Regions from separate parts of the Homo sapiens genome. Here region 1 is linked to region 2. Evidence: chromatin loops called from intact Hi-C (ENCODE). Cell type or tissue: GM12878. All regions are shown on one strand. Links, peaks and the distances in the headings refer to the core of each region. The heading gives the core; the rest is flanking DNA.

What was found. Peaks named below come from ENCODE experiments on the same cell type or tissue, not always from the same donor. Only the 100,000 strongest peaks of a DNase experiment are listed, where the experiment ranks them.
Region 1: a loop joins it to region 2, with 4 times the contacts of the local background. A loop is called at or near these places in 2 of 110 quality-filtered maps.

What each region holds. Positions count from the first base shown.
Region 1 is chr4:184,415,875-184,424,791 of GRCh38, reverse strand. IRF2 (interferon regulatory factor 2) reads left to right here. Exons shown (of 9, transcript NM_002199.4): 3 at 5,224-5,323; 4 at 6,084-6,260; 5 at 6,579-6,625. Among named protein-coding and RNA genes, the nearest start is that of LINC02362, 38 kb to the right of the region's middle. RefSeq lists enhancers at 5,572-6,771, 6,650-6,949, 7,140-7,309. In GM12878, for the core only: no CTCF peak of the experiment used is centred there; DNase peaks (open chromatin) are centred at 2,851, 3,611, 6,641, 7,321 and 2 weaker places; H3K4me3 peaks cover 3,266 bases; H3K27ac peaks cover 6,934 bases.
Region 2 is chr4:184,306,678-184,315,594 of GRCh38, reverse strand. MYL12BP2 (MYL12B pseudogene 2) reads left to right here and starts at 1,266. Exons shown (of 3, transcript XM_047416561.1): 1 at 1,266-1,290; 2 at 1,447-1,635. The coding sequence starts at 1,266. RefSeq lists enhancers at 796-955, 1,086-1,355, 1,274-1,775, 3,692-3,761, 3,792-3,851 and a silencer at 8,351-8,400. In GM12878, for the core only: CTCF peaks have their summits at 2,845 (motif pointing right) and 5,123 (motif pointing left); a DNase peak (open chromatin) is centred at 1,294; H3K4me3 peaks cover 4,249 bases; H3K27ac peaks cover 5,236 bases.

The DNA.
Region 1 (8,917 bases), core at 366-8,365, 110 kb before region 2:
ATGCCTTAAATTTGTTTCCATCCTCTATTGTCTTAGTCTGTTCCCTGTTGCTTCTAACAGAATACCTGACTCTGGATAATTTGTAAAGAAGAGGAATTTATTTCTTACAGTTATGGAGGCTGAGAAGTCCAAGGTTGAGGGGCTGCATCTGGTGAGGGCCTTCTTGCTGGTGGGGACCCTCTGCAAAGTCCTGAGGCAGTGCAGGATATCACCCGGTGCGGGGAAAGAGCATGCTCACGTGCTAGCACAGGTCTCTCTTCCTCTTAAAAAGCCACAATCCTACCCCTCATGACAACTCATTAATCCATTAATCCCTGAATGGATTAATCCATTCATGAGGGCAGGGCCCTCATGACTCAATCACCTCTTAAAGGCCTCACCTCTCAGTACTGCCACATTGGGGATTAAATGTCAATATAAGTGTCATAGGGGGCAAATATTCAAACCATAGCACCTACTTTTAATAAGTTTGAAGGAGGGTGGGAATGGAATGGGTCCCTTGGATTCCTCTGAAGGAACAGCGAGGAAGTTTGGAAAAGTGCATTATAACCAGCTCATGAATGAGACCTTGGCTGGGGCAATTTACCTTTGGTTATGGGTATTTGCAAATGTGCATAGCATGTTTGAGTAGCCCAATGACAAAAAGAAATAGGATAGCAAATTTTCATATGCCTGTATCTAGATGTATGAATATTTTGCCTTATCTTTGTGTGTGTGTGTGTGTGTGTATCTGTGTGTATCTGGTATATTAAAGCAGCTCCCTGACAGCATACATTGTAAGACATAAGGGCATTTTCTTATATATCCACAATATACCATTGTTAATTGGACAAAATTAGTACTGTTTAATATCATCACTGCTCCATTCATATTAAGAATGCCTTGAGTATTCCCAAATAATCTTTTTACAGTTGATTTGTTCAAATCAGAATTCAAAGACTGTCCACAGGTTGTGTTTGGTGTTTATGACTCTAAGTCTCTGCTGACTGTGGGCCTCTGTTTTTTTCCTTCTCGCCATTGACTTGTTGAGACCAGGTTAGTTTTGGGTTTGTCCACATGCTTGCTTGTGGTTCCCTGGGCCATTTCTTGAGGAAGGAAGGAGGCAGTCACATCCGGGGTCCTGGTTTCTCTCGTGGCTCCATGTGACCCCCAACTCTGGTGGGGTTATTGATGTTCTTAGTTCTTCCTGGATCCATGCACTAAGGCAGGGGAATCATCAGATCTTTCCCTTTTTTTCACTTTGAGAGTAGACTTGTGTTTGTGTAAACATCAGGCTATCTCTGACCACGGTAAGGAGTCCAGACAAAAATAGCACACTAATTGGAACGTCTTGCAAATGTTGGGGGGAAGAAGAGGCAGAGGAGATAACAGAACTAGTTTCCATGTGGGGCCAAGGAACATTGTTCTACATTGCTCAAAATAATGTCAGATGCTTTTCTGAAGTCAAGCAGCGCTCATCTCTCCTGCCTTCCTTCAGATGGGCAGAGTTGTGCACACACGTACAAATGGTGGGCCCTGGCATGGCGCGTCTGTCTATACACAGCATGTACCACCACCACGTGTGCAGGACTGGTCACTCGGGGATGAGACACCTGGCACATACTGACGTCACGGGGTCTACACACACATAGCAACACCGTCATGTCCCATGGAACACACAACTTGTGACCAGAATGTTTACTGGTCAGAATCTCTTTCAGTTTTAAAATGAATCTTGCTTTCTCTTACCTTTTCATATGGTCTTCTTCAAAAAAAGAATCTGTGATACAATTTTAAAGATATTTCTGATAAGTTTATTAGTCTTTTCTTTTTTTTCCTGAAGTATGAAAAACTAGGTAAAGGTGACATGTAGTTTAAAAAATATTTACCATTTTAAAGTGACATTCACGATGTCATGCAGCCATCACCACTGTCCAGTTCCAGAACTTTTTATCCCTCCAAAAGGAAATGCTGTACCCATTAATCAGTCACTTCCCATTTCCCTCCCCCCTAGCTTGTGGCAACCAGTAATCTGCTCTCTGTCTCTATGGATCTCTGCTCTCTGTCTGCTCTCTGCTCTCTGTCTTTTCTGGAATATTTCATGTAAATGGAATCATTCAATTTTTGGCCTTTTGTGTCTGGCTTCTTTCATCCAGCATAATGTTTTCAAGGTTCGTCCACATGGTAGCATGTGTCAATACTCTATTCCTTTTTGTGGCTGAATAATATTCCATTGTATGGATATACCACATTTTGTTTACCCATTCATCAGCTGATGGACACTCGGGTTGTTTCCATCTTTTGGCTTTTGAAAGTAGTGCTGCTATGAACGTTTATGTTTTGGTTTGAATGTTGGCTTAGAATTCTTTGGGTATATATCCAGGTGTAAAATTCCTGGATCATCAGGTAATTCTGTGTTTCACTTTCTTGAGGAATGGCCAAACTTTTTCTCCAGAGTGGCTGTACCATTTTGCATTTCCACAGCGATGTGTGAGGATTCCAGTTTCTCCACATCCTCACCAACGTTTGTTATTTGTGTATCTTTTTTTGGAGACATGTCTGTGGGTTAGTCTGTTTCATGTTGCTACAAAGGACTACCTGGGGCTGGGTAATTTATAAAAAAACGAGGCTTCTTTGGGTCAGGGTTCTAGGCTGTACAAGAAGCATGACCTTGGCATCTGCCTCTGTTAAGGCCTCAGGATGGGAGGCAAAGGGCATTACATGGCAAGAGAGGGAGGAAGAGAGAATGGTGCAGGCGACAGGCTGTTTTGAATAATCAGCTCTCACCGGAGCTAATGGAGTGAGAGCTTACTCATTACCACGAGAACGACACCAAGCCATTCTTGAGGGATCCTGCCCCATGACCCAAACACCGTCCACCAGACCCCACCTGCAACACTAGCGATCAAATTTTAACACGAGATTTTGAGGGGACAAACACCTGAACTATTCCAGTCTACTCAGGCCTGTTGCACATTTCAAGAGGGTCCATAGTGTATGTTGCTGGGTTTGGTCAGCGCTTTTGTAGTTGCATGGCTTTTGCGGTTTCTGTGGGACTAGGTTTGGTTGTGTGTGTGTGTATGTGTATGCATGCATGCGTGCAGATGCTTAAAAAGATCTACTTTATCTGTATCAATTTTGTGTCTTGCAAGTTAGATTTCAGATTGTGTCACCCTAGAACTCCTTTGATCTAGAAAAAAGTGCAACAGCAAATTCTTAAGAATCTCGGTGTTTAAGCATAAAGCTTTAGATTCTGGGCATGCACTTCAGGAAAAGCTCTTTCACGAAATGAATTTTCACTTGTATTCATTTTCATGTGAACATCAATAAATGGCATTAAGTGATTTTGCTGTCGATTTTCATCTACATTAAAGCATAAAATGTCACTCAGCCCCTTTCTGATCACTGTCCTTTTGAAATTGGCTAACCCGAAGCCCTCTCTGTGGATGATACAGAATGAACACCGAGGAATTTATGAAAAAGTCTCTCACTTTCAGTTCTCCTTTAATAACTGACTTTTTAGAAGATGGTAGAATTTTCCTTTTAACAGGTTTTGGGAAACTCTCCAATGTTCTGAAATAGTCTTTGTTCTGGCTTTGTGATTGGTTCTGTGGAGAGGCGCTGAATCTCTTTGGGGACAGCTGGGACCCTTTCTGTGTTTCACTATGTGAGACTGAAGTGGTGGAAACTCCCTGCTGACATTTCCTCTCCTTCCTCAGCATCTAGTGCAGGGATCCGCATACCTAGCAATTACCAGAACTGCCTTGAGAGCTTTGAAAGAGTACAACCTCCTGGGCTTTAATCTCCACAGAATCCAGGTCTCAACTGGTCTGTCATAGGACAGGGACTCTTCCAAATCTAAAAGCTGGGAGACAATGAGTGGGTGATTAAGTAATAGCATATGGAGTCGCATGACCTGGGTTTTGAACTTAGACACTTATTATCCTGCAAGTTCCTTGACTAAATAGTTAAAATCTGCTTCTTGGTTTCCTCAGCTATAAAATGGAAATCGTAACATATACCTCACTCAGTAGGCTGTGGGAGGAAGACAAAACTGAGGTCCCTGTGGATGTGGGTAGTCAGATGCACAGTGCCAATGGGACCTTAGTACCTGCCGGTACCGCCACAAGAGCTGCTTGGGCCAGGTTCCTCATCTGTAGCTTTACTAAGAGTACGGCTTTGTTACTAAACCATGGGTTTCCAATCATGTGTTTTTCAGGGTTGCTTGAGGCGGTTTTGAGTTACAGACCTCAACACTGAGAGAGATGTAGAGATAGTCTGATATAAGGATTGTATTGAGGGATGTTTCTCCAGAAAAATGTGTCATTTCATAACCTCTACCTCTTTGTTTGCACTTCTTGCTATTTCTTGCAGGCAGTAGACCCACAGGGATTCGAACATTACTTTCTATTTCTGTTGGATGCACAAGCAAATGGAGATATTTGGTTTCTGTGACAGTGGCCTCAGATGTACCCGACTTTTCTTTAGTAGCATCAAGGGTTTTGGAAACTTGTCTAATTTTTAATTTACCTAAGATAGCTGGAGTTACTATTTACCAAACGACGAGAATAAATTATAAGAGTAAGCATTAGAAGTTTCGGTAGGTGGCCATTTTTCTGTGGTTTTATAAAAAAAAGAGGCACAGGGCCGGGTGTGGTGGCTCACACCTGTAATCTCAGCAGTTTGGAAGCCTGAGGTGGGCAGATCACTTGAGGTCAGGAGTTCGAGACCAGCCTGGCCAGCATGGCAAAACCCCATCTCTACCAAAAATACAAAACTTGGCCAGGCGTGGTGGCACATGCCAGTAATCCTAGCTACTCAGGAGGCTGAGGTGGGAGAATCTCTTGAACCCAGGAGGTGGAGGTTGTAGTGAGCCGATATCGCGCCACTACACTGCAGCCTGGGCAACAGAGCGAGACTCTGTCTCCAAAAAAATATATTGAAAACTAGAAAAGAGGCACAAATAATGGAACACACAAGGTCAAATCATCACCTTTGACCTTGGAAAACATTCCTGCTCTGCAAGACTTCACGAGACTGACTGTCACTCGGGGTAGTCTATCAAGATTTGGGATCCAGCGGGGGAAGTGGGTTTGGTTTACAGTAGATTTTCTTGTCAGCAGTCAACACATTCAGCGATGCTTGCTGGGGAATCTTGCTGGCTAGACCTTCACAACCTTTTGCAATGGTGGGCCAAAACCCATGACTCCAGTTCTTTACCTTTTTTTTTTTTTTTTTTTTCAGGAAAAGAAGATTTTTCAGATCCCCTGGATGCATGCGGCTAGACATGGGTGGGATGTGGAAAAAGATGCACCACTCTTTAGAAACTGGGCAATCCATACAGGTACTAAAACTCCCTGCGGCGTTTATAGAGGAAGGCACTCTTGCTTAGTTTTGTTTTTATTACACATAAAATAGCCTGGCTTATGACCTCATGAAGATGGCTCTGAAAAACCTGTGACTTGTCCCTAGGCACATCCAGGACACATGGGGTACAAACTGCAGCCCTCAGAAGTAATGCTCCCCTCATCCCATACACTCTTAGTCCTTCAATTTCCTATAAATGTGGTATTCTAAGAAGTTCCCTAGGTGTTACCGGGGAATAGAAACTCAGTTGTTCTGATGCTATAAACTTTGGTCAAATTTATCTCCCCCCCAAAAAGGTAGTCAGAAATACCTGTATTTATTACAACCTTTACGTAGGGAGCTGTTTACAGGAATGGACTTTGTTGGAGCGTCAGATGAAAAAGAGGCACTCAGCTTCCCTCTGCCTGTTGACTTTGCAGCCTCTCAGTCTTCTATATTTTTCTTACGCTGATGCTCCATTCTTCCAGCATTTATAGTTTCCTCAAGCTGTTCAGTAGAACCAGGGTGACCAACTTGTCCCAGTTTGACTGGAACTGTTCAGGTTTTAAAAACAAAATTCCCACATCCCAAGAACTTTCTCACCCCCAGGTACACCAGGACGATTGGTCACTGGAGGTATAGCATGGAGTGAAAAGGTTTCCTTATACTGCCTGACCAGCAATACTGTGTTTCCAGAAATTCCTTCCTCTGTATCTAATGTTTTCTCTCTTTTTCTTAATCTTTGTCTCTTTTGTTAGGAAAGCATCAACCAGGAGTAGATAAACCTGATCCCAAAACATGGAAGGCGAATTTCAGATGCGCCATGAATTCCTTGCCTGATATTGAAGAAGTCAAGGATAAAAGCATAAAGAAAGGAAATAATGCCTTCAGGGTCTACCGAATGCTGCCCCTATCAGAACGGCCTTCTAAGAAAGGTAAAGGCATTTACAGACTAAAATAAGGTAAATCAATTTGTGTCATCGTGCCTTCGTGATCTCTTCATTTCTACATCTGCAGTCAGTTTGCAGGTAGAATAGCCTGTTCATGCTGTAGGGGATCATTCCGCCCCTACCTGGCTTGGAAACAAGACTTTCGATTCACCAGAGGCAGTGAAAGATACATGTGGAATTTTGACCATGTACAGATTAAAGCAACAGGTTCATTGAGAGTTTCAGAAAGAATTTAATTTGAGGGAAATGTTTCTCTGGAGGCCCTTCGTGAATTAATCCAAAACTACATTTTTGTTGCCACAGGAAAGAAACCAAAGACAGAAAAAGAAGACAAAGTTAAGCACATCAAGGTAATCTTGGGTGATTCAGAGAGAAAGCCAAAGTTGGGATCCTATTAATGACTCATATTCTGCCTTGTAAAGATGAGTCACAGGACCTCAGTGTGTCCTCTTTCTTCCTTTGCTTGTGTCTTCTGTGCTTTACATGTTTGCTCTTCAGCATGTATCCACTTGCAGACATGGAGGTACACAGGGCCCTGCCTCATCCCGTTTCTCTGGGAAATTTATGAATGAAGTCACAGATTCTCACTGTGCTCGGCAGGCTGAGGCCTCCATCTGGCCACCACAGCCGTTGCCAGTGGTCATTTTGTGCCAGCTAAACTCCACAACAGCTTATTCTCATACTATTAAGTATATTTTCAGGCTATTAAGTATACTTTAATATGTATTAAATGTTATAGACCTCTATACAATGTATGAACTCTATGTTACAGACATTCCGTCACAGGCCCTTTGGTGGGGGACAGAGTGGTCAATGTCAGCACTCTATCAGAACAGCTCTCAATGGCTGCCTTCTGTCCACTGTAGAATCATCTCTCACACCCCACAAGGGTTTTCCATGGGATGTGCATGTGTGTGTCAGCTTCTCACTAGGCTGTGTCGTCTGAACTCCCCTACAGTCTGAGGATCTTTATGCATAGATTAGGTGGCCCTTGTTAAATAGTAAGAGAAGAGCCGAATATGCCCTGCAAAACTGGGGACGAGCTTCAGTGGCTGAGCAGAGAGCATACACTGCGGTCACAGACCCAGGGATCTCAGAGAGATTGTCGAGCTCCCTGGCCTCCCTTTGCAGATGAAGAAATTTAGGCGGAGGGTGTTTTTGCAGTGATGCTTTCAGTTTCACTTTTACTAGTTTTTATTTTTAACTAAATTTAAATATTGTACTGTATTAAAGGCCTAATTTTGTTTTAACTTTTCATTGTGGAAAGATTTTATGCACATAGGAAGGAGACAGTTGAGTAAAATTTACCCCATAGGCCATCATTCAGATTAATTTTAACCTTAATCAGCTCCTGGCCAGTTTTGCTTCATCAATAGCCCCTCCCATTTCCTGACTTCTAACATGAAATTGCAGCCCTTCAACCATTTTTGACTTACAGAAGTAATTTATTTATTTAATTTTTTTTAAACTGAGATGGAGTTTTGCTCTATTGGCACAGGCTGGAGTGCAATGGCGCGATCTTGGCTCATTGCAACCTCCGCCTCCTGGGTTCAAGCGATTCTCCTGCCTCAACCTCCCGAGTAGCTGAGACTACAAACACGTGCCACCATGCCCAGCTAATTTTTGTATTTTTAGTAGAGATGGGGTTTCACCATGTTGGACAGGCTGGTCTTGAACTCCTGACCTTAAGTGATTCGCCCACCTCAGTCTCCCAAAGTGCTGGGAATACAGGCGTGAGCCACGGCACTCGGCCCCAAAACAATTTTTTATAGTTCAGCTTTTTTTTGAACTATTTTTTGGAATTTGAAGCAAATTCCAAACCTCATAGCATTTCTTCCATAATAGTTCAGTATATATATTTAAAAGATAAGTGCTCTGTAAAAATACCATGATGTCATTACTGTACCTGAAAAAGTTCACAGTAATTTCTCAATATCAGTGAATATCCAGCCAGTGGTCAGAGTTTCAGTTGTTTCATACATGTTATAACATTCGTGTAGTTTGTTACTTAAATTAAGACCCATATAAAATCCACATGTGATTTTTGAATGTCTTTTAAGTATTTTTTAAGGATATATGTTTCTCCTATATTACCTCTTAAAACATTTTTTTTTTTTTACAATTGAACAAACCTAGTTGTTAGCCATATCGTTTCTCACAGTTTTTTTTTTCGTTTTTTTTTTTTTTTGTTTTTTTTTTGAGACAAGGTCTTACTCTGTCACCCAGGCTGGAGTGAAGTGACGCGATCATAGCTCACTGCAGCCCCAACCTCCCGGGCTCAGGTGATCCTCCCGCCTCAGCCTCCCTCTAGTAGTTGGGTCTACAGGTGTGTGCCACCAAGCATGGATAATTTAAAAAAATTTTCTTTTATAGAGGTGAGGTTTCATTCTGTTGCCCAGGCTGGTCTCAAACTCCTGGCCTCAAGTAATCCTCTTGCCTCGGCTTCCCAAAATGTTGGAATTACAAGTGTGAGCCTGGCTGAGTTTGTATTTTTAAGGCCTACGTTTTGATTCATGTTATTTAGTCAGAAAAGCACAGCTTTCTCACACATGTGTGAGAATTTGCTACAATTTCAAGTGTGACTGAATCGTATTTACTACTCTTTTCCCATTATCTAGCTCAGTGCCTGGCCCAGAACAGAT
Region 2 (8,917 bases), core at 477-8,476:
TGTGTCTTAAAACTTTCTCCCCTAGTTTCTCTCAAGTACCCCTCGTGAGCTGTGATTTCACTGGGCTTTCAACTCTTAGGCCATTTTCTTTGTGCCTTTCTATCAAAGCTTTATATCAACTCAAACCATGTCTATAGTAGTTTTCCATTTTCCTTTTTTTCTTTTTTAATGATTGTAATTTTTTCAAATGGATTATGTATTTTTATATCTTTTTTCTTTTGAATTTACTTCTTTTTTAAGAGCCATTTTTTGTTTGGAGCAAAATTGAGCAGAAAGTCCGGGGAGTTCCTCGCTGCTCCCACACACACAGCCTCCCCGCTGTCGATATCTGGCACCGGAGGGGTCTGACCCTTACAAGTGAGGAGCCTATGTTGATGCACCATTATCACCCAAAGCTCATAGTTTACACGAGGGCCCACTCTTGCTGTGGAACCACGTTCCTTTTCCCCACGTGTTTTTGCATCCCTTTTCTTTTTTCTACCTTCCCAAACCCTGTGATGTTCGGAAGAGCTATGATCCCTATTCTATAGAGAGGACACTCAAGGAAGCAGCTGATAAGTAGAACCAGGACTCAAACCCAGATCTCATAACTCTAAATCCAGCAGTGGTAGTTTTTTCTCTTTAATACAATTATGACACTCCCTTTTGAACTTGTGATATATACCTGCCGCTAACACACACACACACACACACACACACACACACACACACACACACACCTTGAGAGGCTGTTGCCAATTGTTCTTTAGGCATCACACACAGCCCCGGCACACAGCAGGGGCTTAATAGATATTCCTTACATCGAAGTTGAAAGTCTTGTCTCAACATTCTGCTCTCACACACTCGCCTACAAACTCATCAAATAATAGAGCATCGATTCTCATTCTCTCCCTCTCCCTTCCTTTTAAATCTCCTGGGGCTTAGAATCCATAATTTGTGGAATTCCCGCATTCCCACAGGTGTCCTGGGAGGTGGGCAGGGCCAACACTTCAGCAGCTTCTGCAACGCAGCAGACTCCTGGGCCTGATGTGCTAGCTGCCCATTTGCTATGGGCCTTCGCTCCCCAGAAGCACCTCTCTGGGTATGGGGCAAACACCCCTCATTGCTGCAATGCAGCCTCTGCTGGAGTGAAACAGGATGCTTGATTTCTATTGCGTCAGTAGCAACACTGCCCAGAGGTCTAAGAGAGGAAGTCAGAGCAAAGCCCATCAAAGCCCACCCAGAACAGCAGGGAAATTCCAAGTCATCGGTTTCTAGTTCTCCCCATGCGTGTGGTGGCCCTGCTTTGTGGTGAGCCTCCAGGACTGTCCTGCTGTGCCTCTGAAGCACCTGCTCACAGAAGGGTGACCCATTGAGGCATGCAGTGGGTTGATACAAATGTCAACTCCAGCCCCTGTCATCAGCTAAAGGTCAGCAAATGAGTTCTCTGGCATTTGGGGTCTGCAGGAGCAAGTGAGTACTGTGAACACCTGCAGTGTGGAGACCACGTCCATCTAATTGGCGTCTATGGGGCCCAGTGCCAGGCTGGGCCCAAGTGTCGATTCAGGAAGGGTGTCTCAGGATGCAGAAGCCGCCTGATGCGTGCAGAGGTGGATAGGCCTTCAGCCTGCTCTCCTCCTCTGTCCTGCAGACCGGGTGAGTTATGTTAGCCTCTGCTTTCCCTTCCTGTCCTGAGCACAGCAATCGGGACAACCACACATCCTCTGAGAGATGATAAAAATAATGAGACCAAGAAGACTGCACCCAAATCGATGTTTTGTCTTTGCGCAGACCCCATAGTGTGTCTTGTGCTGCAGAGGGAAGCACCTGGCATCTTGGGGCCTCTTCTCTGCCCCCTCCCCACTTTGGGGAGGGGTTTTGTCGGGGGCAGCCTCCATCCTTTGGAATCCTGTCTGTGCTCTGATTCTCCCTGATGGTCTTTATAGCTTTGCATTATTTTGCTTTCAGAGAACAGAGAAATGTGAATAAGAACAGAAACATGGCACCGGTGTCCTCAGCTTCTTCCCCACCTTCACAGAACTGCTGCTGCAAACTAGTAGTTTTGAGAAATGATGAAAAACCTGTGGTTTTCCCCAAATTCCAAGAATCAGAGGCAGATTCTAGGAGGGTGAAGATGGTGTGGGCTCAAAAATGGTCATGCGGCACATCTTCTGAGGAGATATGCTGCCCATTAAAAGGGCAAAACAGGAGTTGGTGTGTGGGCAGTTCCCGCATCACACATAAAGGCTTCACCAGTGAGGCTCAGCCCAGGAACTGCCTGCCCTTGAGGCTGGGGGCTCACAAAGAAAGCTTTCCCCCAGCTTCTGATGTCCATGAAGAGCAGAGAGCATGCTGGTGGTGATTCATAACCCCCTGAAATGTATCCTCAGTTTGCCAGAGAAAAATTTCTAGGACCCACCTAATAAGTTCATTCATTGGTTCCCAGACTCGGCAGGTTTTACCAGATCCCTCACGACTGGTCCCAGCTTCTCTCCCAGCACATTACTTGAAGGTACACAAATAGTCCACTGTGCTTTGTTTCCTCTGTTTCTTCCAATTCTCTCTTCTGCTTGACCAGCTTGTACTTGAAGATCTAGGTTTTGGGAGATTCCCGGGATTGCTGCCAGGCACTGCCTGCCCCCATCTGAGTAAGGGGTGTAAACCCCAAGAGTATCTGAGACAAGTGTCAGTTAATCTAGGATTGTATATTGCCAAGGTTAAGAACATGCCCAGGACACAGCCTTGGGAGGTCCTGACCACATGTGCCCAAGGTAGTGGGCCTACAACTTGGTTTTATACATTTTAGGGAGACATAAGCCATCAATCAATACATGTAACATGTACATTGTTTTGGTCTGGAAAGTTGGGACAACCGGAAGGGGGAGCTTCCAGGTCACAGTCAGATTCAAAGACTTCCTGACTGGCAGTTGATTGAGTTATTATCTAAAGACCTGGAATCAAGAGAAAGGAATGTCTGGGTGATGGTAAGGGGTTGTAGAGATTAAGGTTTTGTCATGCCGATGAAGCCTCCAGGTAACAGGCTTCAGAGAGAATAGGTCATAAATGTTTCTACTCAGACTTAAAGAGGCTGTTCTATCAGTCATTCCTAAAGGAAGGAGGGTATCAAGAGGCTGTTCTATCAGTAATTCCTAAAGGAAGGAGGGTATCAAGACGCACGTCTGGCTCCCCCTTCCCCTCATGACCTGAACTAGTTTTATAGGTTAACTTTGGAATGCCTTGGCTGAGGGGCCATGCATTCAGATGGTTGGGGGCCTTAGAATTTTCTTTTTGGTTTACAGGGACTTGCACTCACAGTGGCCTGGCTGTCTGTCTGTCTGTCTAACCTGGCATTATGCACACACTTTGAGTTATCTTATTCCTGCTCTGTGTTCTCATTGCATGAGATCCTTGGGTGCAGGAACTACGTCTCCTCCTTGTTCTCCAGAGTACAAATTTTTCTTTCAATAACTGTGCACTGAGCTCCAATTTTGTTCCAATGGCTGTGCTAAGCTCTGTAGATGAAGTCGAAAAAAATAAAGAAGTAAAGACATCATTGCTGCCTGTGTTAGTTTTCTAGGGTACCAAAGCACCACAGATAGGGCAGCTGAAATCACAGTAATTGATAGTTTCACAGTTCTGAAGGCTGGAGGTCCCAGATGGAGGGATTGGCAGGGTTGGTTCCTTCTGACAGCTGCGCCTTCCTCCCAGCTGGTGGTTTGCTGGTGATCTCTAGGGTTCTTGGCTTGTAGAAGCCTCACCTTAGTCTCTGTCTTCATCCTCACATGGCCTTCTCCCTGAGTGTCTTTCTTCACATTTACCCCTTTTAGAAGGACACCAGGTTTTTGGATTAGAGGCCACTCTAATGACCTAATTGTAGCTTGATTTGCTCTGTAATGACTCTATGTCCAAAGAAGTTCACACCCTGGGGGACAAGACTTTAAGATATGAGTTTTTAGGGGACACATTGTCCTGAGGCTTGTGGTGTAGCCGGATGGGGGCCGTGGTGCACCAGGACGCACAGGTGCACACTGCATGTGCTCACCTGGGCAGCGCAACTTGCCTGTGCCTGGTAAGCAGGCAAGGCTTCCTGTGAACCGTGAGGGACTTCTGACACCAGAGGGACAAGTCAGAATTACCCAAGTGGTGGGAAGGAAGGGGTGGGGAAGGATGTTTGGAGCTGAAGAAAAGGCATGGGGGAAAGTCCTGAGGCAAGAGAGAGTGTGGTTCCTTTCAGAAACCTCAAGAACATAACTATGGACACAGCACAGAGCAAGAATGGGGACTGGCAGGGCTGAAGCTGCAAGGAAAGGAAGGCCCTGGTTTCAAAGGGAGCACCTTTGTGTCATAATGAGGAAAACTGGACTTTGTCCCGCGGGCAGGGGAGAACTACTGAAGGGTTTTAAGCAGTGGAAGAACATGATTCGTGGCAGCCTTCCAGAAGCTCATGGGCTCCTGGGAAAAACAGGCCTGGGAAGAAATCAGTAATGCTGGGCAGTGAGGCCGACTAGAAACATTCCCTGGGCCCAGTGAGCACAGACGCCAGGGCAATGCCTGTCCCTGGGAGGGCTCGGCCAACGCTGGGAAGTTTGGTTCAGGCCCTTCTGCCTACAGCAGAGAGGCCCAGCACGCTGCTCCTGGGGGTCTTTGCTGGAGGAAGCTGGGAGGCCAGTGCACACCTGGGCTGCGTGCATTTTTGATGTCTTTTAGCTTAAACATGGAGTTCATGTTCTCACTGCTTGTTGCCGCTGTTGCTGCTGTTGTTATTGTTGAGGGAATATGGGGCTGGACTGAGCAACGCCACATGCTGGAATGACCCTAAAAGCCTGCCACCAGTCTCTCTGGAACATCCCTAATATCCCTAGTGTGGGACTCGGGGAAGGGCATTTGCTCCCCAACACCAGGTTAGAAAGTTATCACATGAATAGAAATGGTGGCAGGGGGTTATAAGGAAGGGAAAGGGTGACACTGGCAAAGATCGACAGGAAGCTGGGGTGGGTTTCATGCCTGAGGGGCCTATGCACATCCCTACGGCCCCTAGGAAGGTCACAGCCCCTGAATGAGGAGCAGGACAGTGTAACCAGGGAGGCAGAGGTGTGCCCAGGACGTAACAATTCACTGCATGACCCTGAGAGTGAGTGCCTCCTTGTGGCTAGGGACGACACACTTCCTTTCCAGCACCCAGGGTGGCTGCAGGGCAGCTGAGGAAGGGACTGGGGCAGGCTGCGGGCCCACGTGCGGCCGTGGCCACCATTCACAGCCATTTCCTCTCCTATTGTTTCCTGGAAGCATCATATCCGCCCTGAGGTCGGTGGGGCAGGGATTGTTGACTCTGCTGCAGGTGAGAAAACAGAGCCGGGTGCTGCCGCTGCCCAAGGGGACCAGTGGTGACAGAGCTGGCCTGACTGGGCTGACCTCTCCTTGACCTCTACCTCTCTTCCCAGGGCTCAGGGCTAAGAAGATGCAGTGCCTCCTCTTTTTCCAATCCCTGGAAACAGGATTGGTTAACCTGGCAAGTTACTGTCAGTTGTACCTTAAAAAACCAAAATGGGGAGAATAGATAGGCGCAGGTGTGGCTGCACCAAAGGAATGCTTAGAAACCACGGGCCTCCTGTGCACACAGCAGCGTGGGTGGATCTGAACATTTCAGTGCTGAGTGAAAAGGGTAAGAAACAGCAAGAGACGCGTGGCAGAACACTCCTTAGGAAAATTAAAAATACACACATAAAGTCACTGTATTTTTAAAGAATTGGCACAAATAAAAATACATAAACACATTCCAATGGTTACCCATGAGGAGGTGAGGAGAGTAAAAGTCCATAAAAAACAAACCATGGGAAGGGCCTTGCCCAGCCCTATAGTGACTGTGTGCCATCGAGAGAGGGCTACACGTCCGTCCTCCACCTCTGCGGCCAGAGGTACCAAAACTCCAAACAAATGAACAGACAAAAACCAAGACAACACCCTGAAAACACAGCAGCAGATCATGTGGATCGTGTGCCTTAGGCATTGTTGACAGTAAGTGGCAAGGCAAAGCAGGCACCCCTGATGCTTTACTTTTGTTTGTTCACTTCACAGAGTGAAGCTCCTGATGCTGCCTTAATGAAGATTTATAACATCCATCCATCCATCCATCCATCCATCCATCCATCCATCCATCTATCCATCCATCCATCCATCCATCCATCCATCCATCCATCCATCTATGCATCCATCCATCCATCCATCCATCCATCCATCCATCCATCCATCTAACAAAAACACATATCAAGTGTTCCTAAATGTAAGACACTCCCCTTAGTGCTGGAAGGGAGGAAGAGATAAAGACATCATCTCCTTTCTAGAGAAGTTTTTAATCCACGTAAGGGTGAGGCATTAGGGACTTTGTACAGTTGGATTTTAGAGCTTGCCTATACATACAGCTTGCAAAAATAGCGCTAAAAATGCCACTTTGATCTATTTCTTTTAGTCACAATGAGGGAGGAGTAAGAGAGAAATAGTACAGCTGACCTAAGATCAACACGGGTTTGAGCTGCATGGGTCCACTTACACGAGGATTTTCTCTGCCTCTGCACCCCTGAGACAGCGAGACCAACCCCCTCTTCCTCCTCTTCAGCCTCCTCAACATGAAGACCACGAAGATGAAGACCTTTACGATGATCCATTTCTACTTAATGAATATAAATACATTTTCTCTTCCTTATGCTTTTCTTAATACTGTTTTCTTCTCTCTAGCTTACTTTATTAGGAGGATACGGCATATAATAGTCACACACTGCATAAGGACATTTCAGTGAGTGACACACCACACATACGACAGTGGTCCCATATGATTTTTTTTTTTTTTTTGAGACAGAGTCTTGCTCTGTCACCCAGGCTGGAGTGCAGTAACACGATCTCGGCTCACTGCAACCTCTGCCTCCTGGGTTCAAGTGATTCTCCCACCTCAGCCTCCTGAGTAGCTGGGATTATAGGCATATGACACCATGCCTGGCTAATTTTGTTTTTTTTTTTTTTTTTTTTTGAGACGGAGTCTCACTCTGTCGCCCAGACTGGAGTGCAGTGGCATGATCTCGGCTCACTGCAAGCTCCGCCTCCCGGGTTCACACCATCCTCCTGCCTCAGCCTCCCGAGTAGCTGGGACTACAGGCGCCCGCCACCACGCCCGGCTAATTTTTTGTATTTTTAGTAGAGACGGGGTTTCACCGTGTTAGCCAGGATGGTCTCGATCTCCTGACCTTGTGATCCGCCTGCCTCAGCCTCCTTAATTTTTGTATTTTTAGTAGAGACGGAGTTTCACCATGTTGCCCAGGCTGGTCTCAAATTCCTGACTTCAAGTGATCCAACTGCCTCGGCCTCCCAAAGTGCTGGGATTACAGGCGTGAGGCACCGTGCCCGGCCCCATAAGATTTTAATGGAGCTTAAAAATTCTTATAGCCTAGTGATGTTGGAGCTTTTGTAATGTCATAGTGCAACACGTTATTCACGTGTTTGCGGTGATGTTGGTGTAAACAAAGCCTCTGAGCTGCCAGTCATCTAAAAGTATAGCACATACAATTGTGTACAGTATATGATACTTGATAATGACAGTGGACAATGATGTACCGGTTTATGTACATAATATTATTTTAGAGTGTACTCCTTGTACTTATATTTTTAAAAGTTTGCTGTAAACCAGCCTCAGGCAGGCCCATCAGGAGGTATCTAGAAGAAGGATGCTATCATAGGAGATGACAACTCCAAGGGTATTACTGCCCTGAAGACCTTCCAGTTGGACAAAATATGGAGATGGAAGACAGTCATGTTGATGATCCTGACCCTGACCCTGTGTTGTGTCTGAGGTATTTTTTTTTTTTTTTGAGACGGAGTTACACTCTTGTTGCCCAGGCTTTAGTGCAATGGTGTAATCTCGGCTCATCGCAACCTCTGCCTACAGGGTTCAAGTGATTCTCCTGTCTCAGCCTCCCGAGTAGCTGGGATTGCAGGCATGTGCAACCACACCCGGCTAATTTTGTATTTTTAGGAGAGACAGGATTTCTCCATGTTGGTCAGGCTGGTCTCAAACTCTTGACCTCAGTTGATCTGCCTGCCTTGGCCTTCCAAAGTGCTGGGTTTACAGGTGTAAGCCACCGCACCTGGCCGTGTCTGAGATTTTACAAAAAAGTTTAGGAAGTAAAAAAATAAAAAAAATTATAAAAATAGAAAAAAGCTTATAGAATAAGAATATAAAGAAAAAACATTGTCTAGCTGTGCAACATGTTTGTGCTTTAAGCTGTGTTATTACCAGAGTCAAAAAGATTTTTTTAAATTTAAAATATTAAAGTAAAAAAGTCACAATAAGGTAAGGTTAATGTACTATTGAAGAAAGAATGTTCAAAGTAAATTTAGTGCAGCCCAAGTGTACAGGGTTTTTATGAAGTCTGCAGTAGTGCACGGTAACGTCCTAGGCCTTCACATTCACTCACCACTCACTGACTGACTCACCAGAGCCACTTCCAGTCCTGCAAGCTCCACTCATGGTAAGCGTCATGCACTTTCCCCAAAGCAACTGAGAAATGTTCACTTCTAAATAATAATAGCTACCCCAAGCCCCTTTTTCTTTAGTACTTTCTGTATTGCCAGTTAGAGCTCAGAGCATTTTCAGTGTTTTACATCATGTGACCTTCTGTATGAATGTATGAAGGTGTGTCCATATTATCTCCATTTTTACAGGTGGAAAAAGATGAAGCTTAGGTGAAATAATTTACCCAAGGTCACATGGTAATGAAGAAGGGATTAGAAGCAGGGATTTCAATTCAAAAGTATTCCTTTTTTAATCTACTAGATTAGGGGTCGGCAACCTTTTTCTGTGAAGAGCCAGAGAGTAGGTAAATATTTGAGGCTTCATGGACCACACAGTCTCTGTCTTAACTACTCAACTCTGTCTTGTACTGTAAAAGCA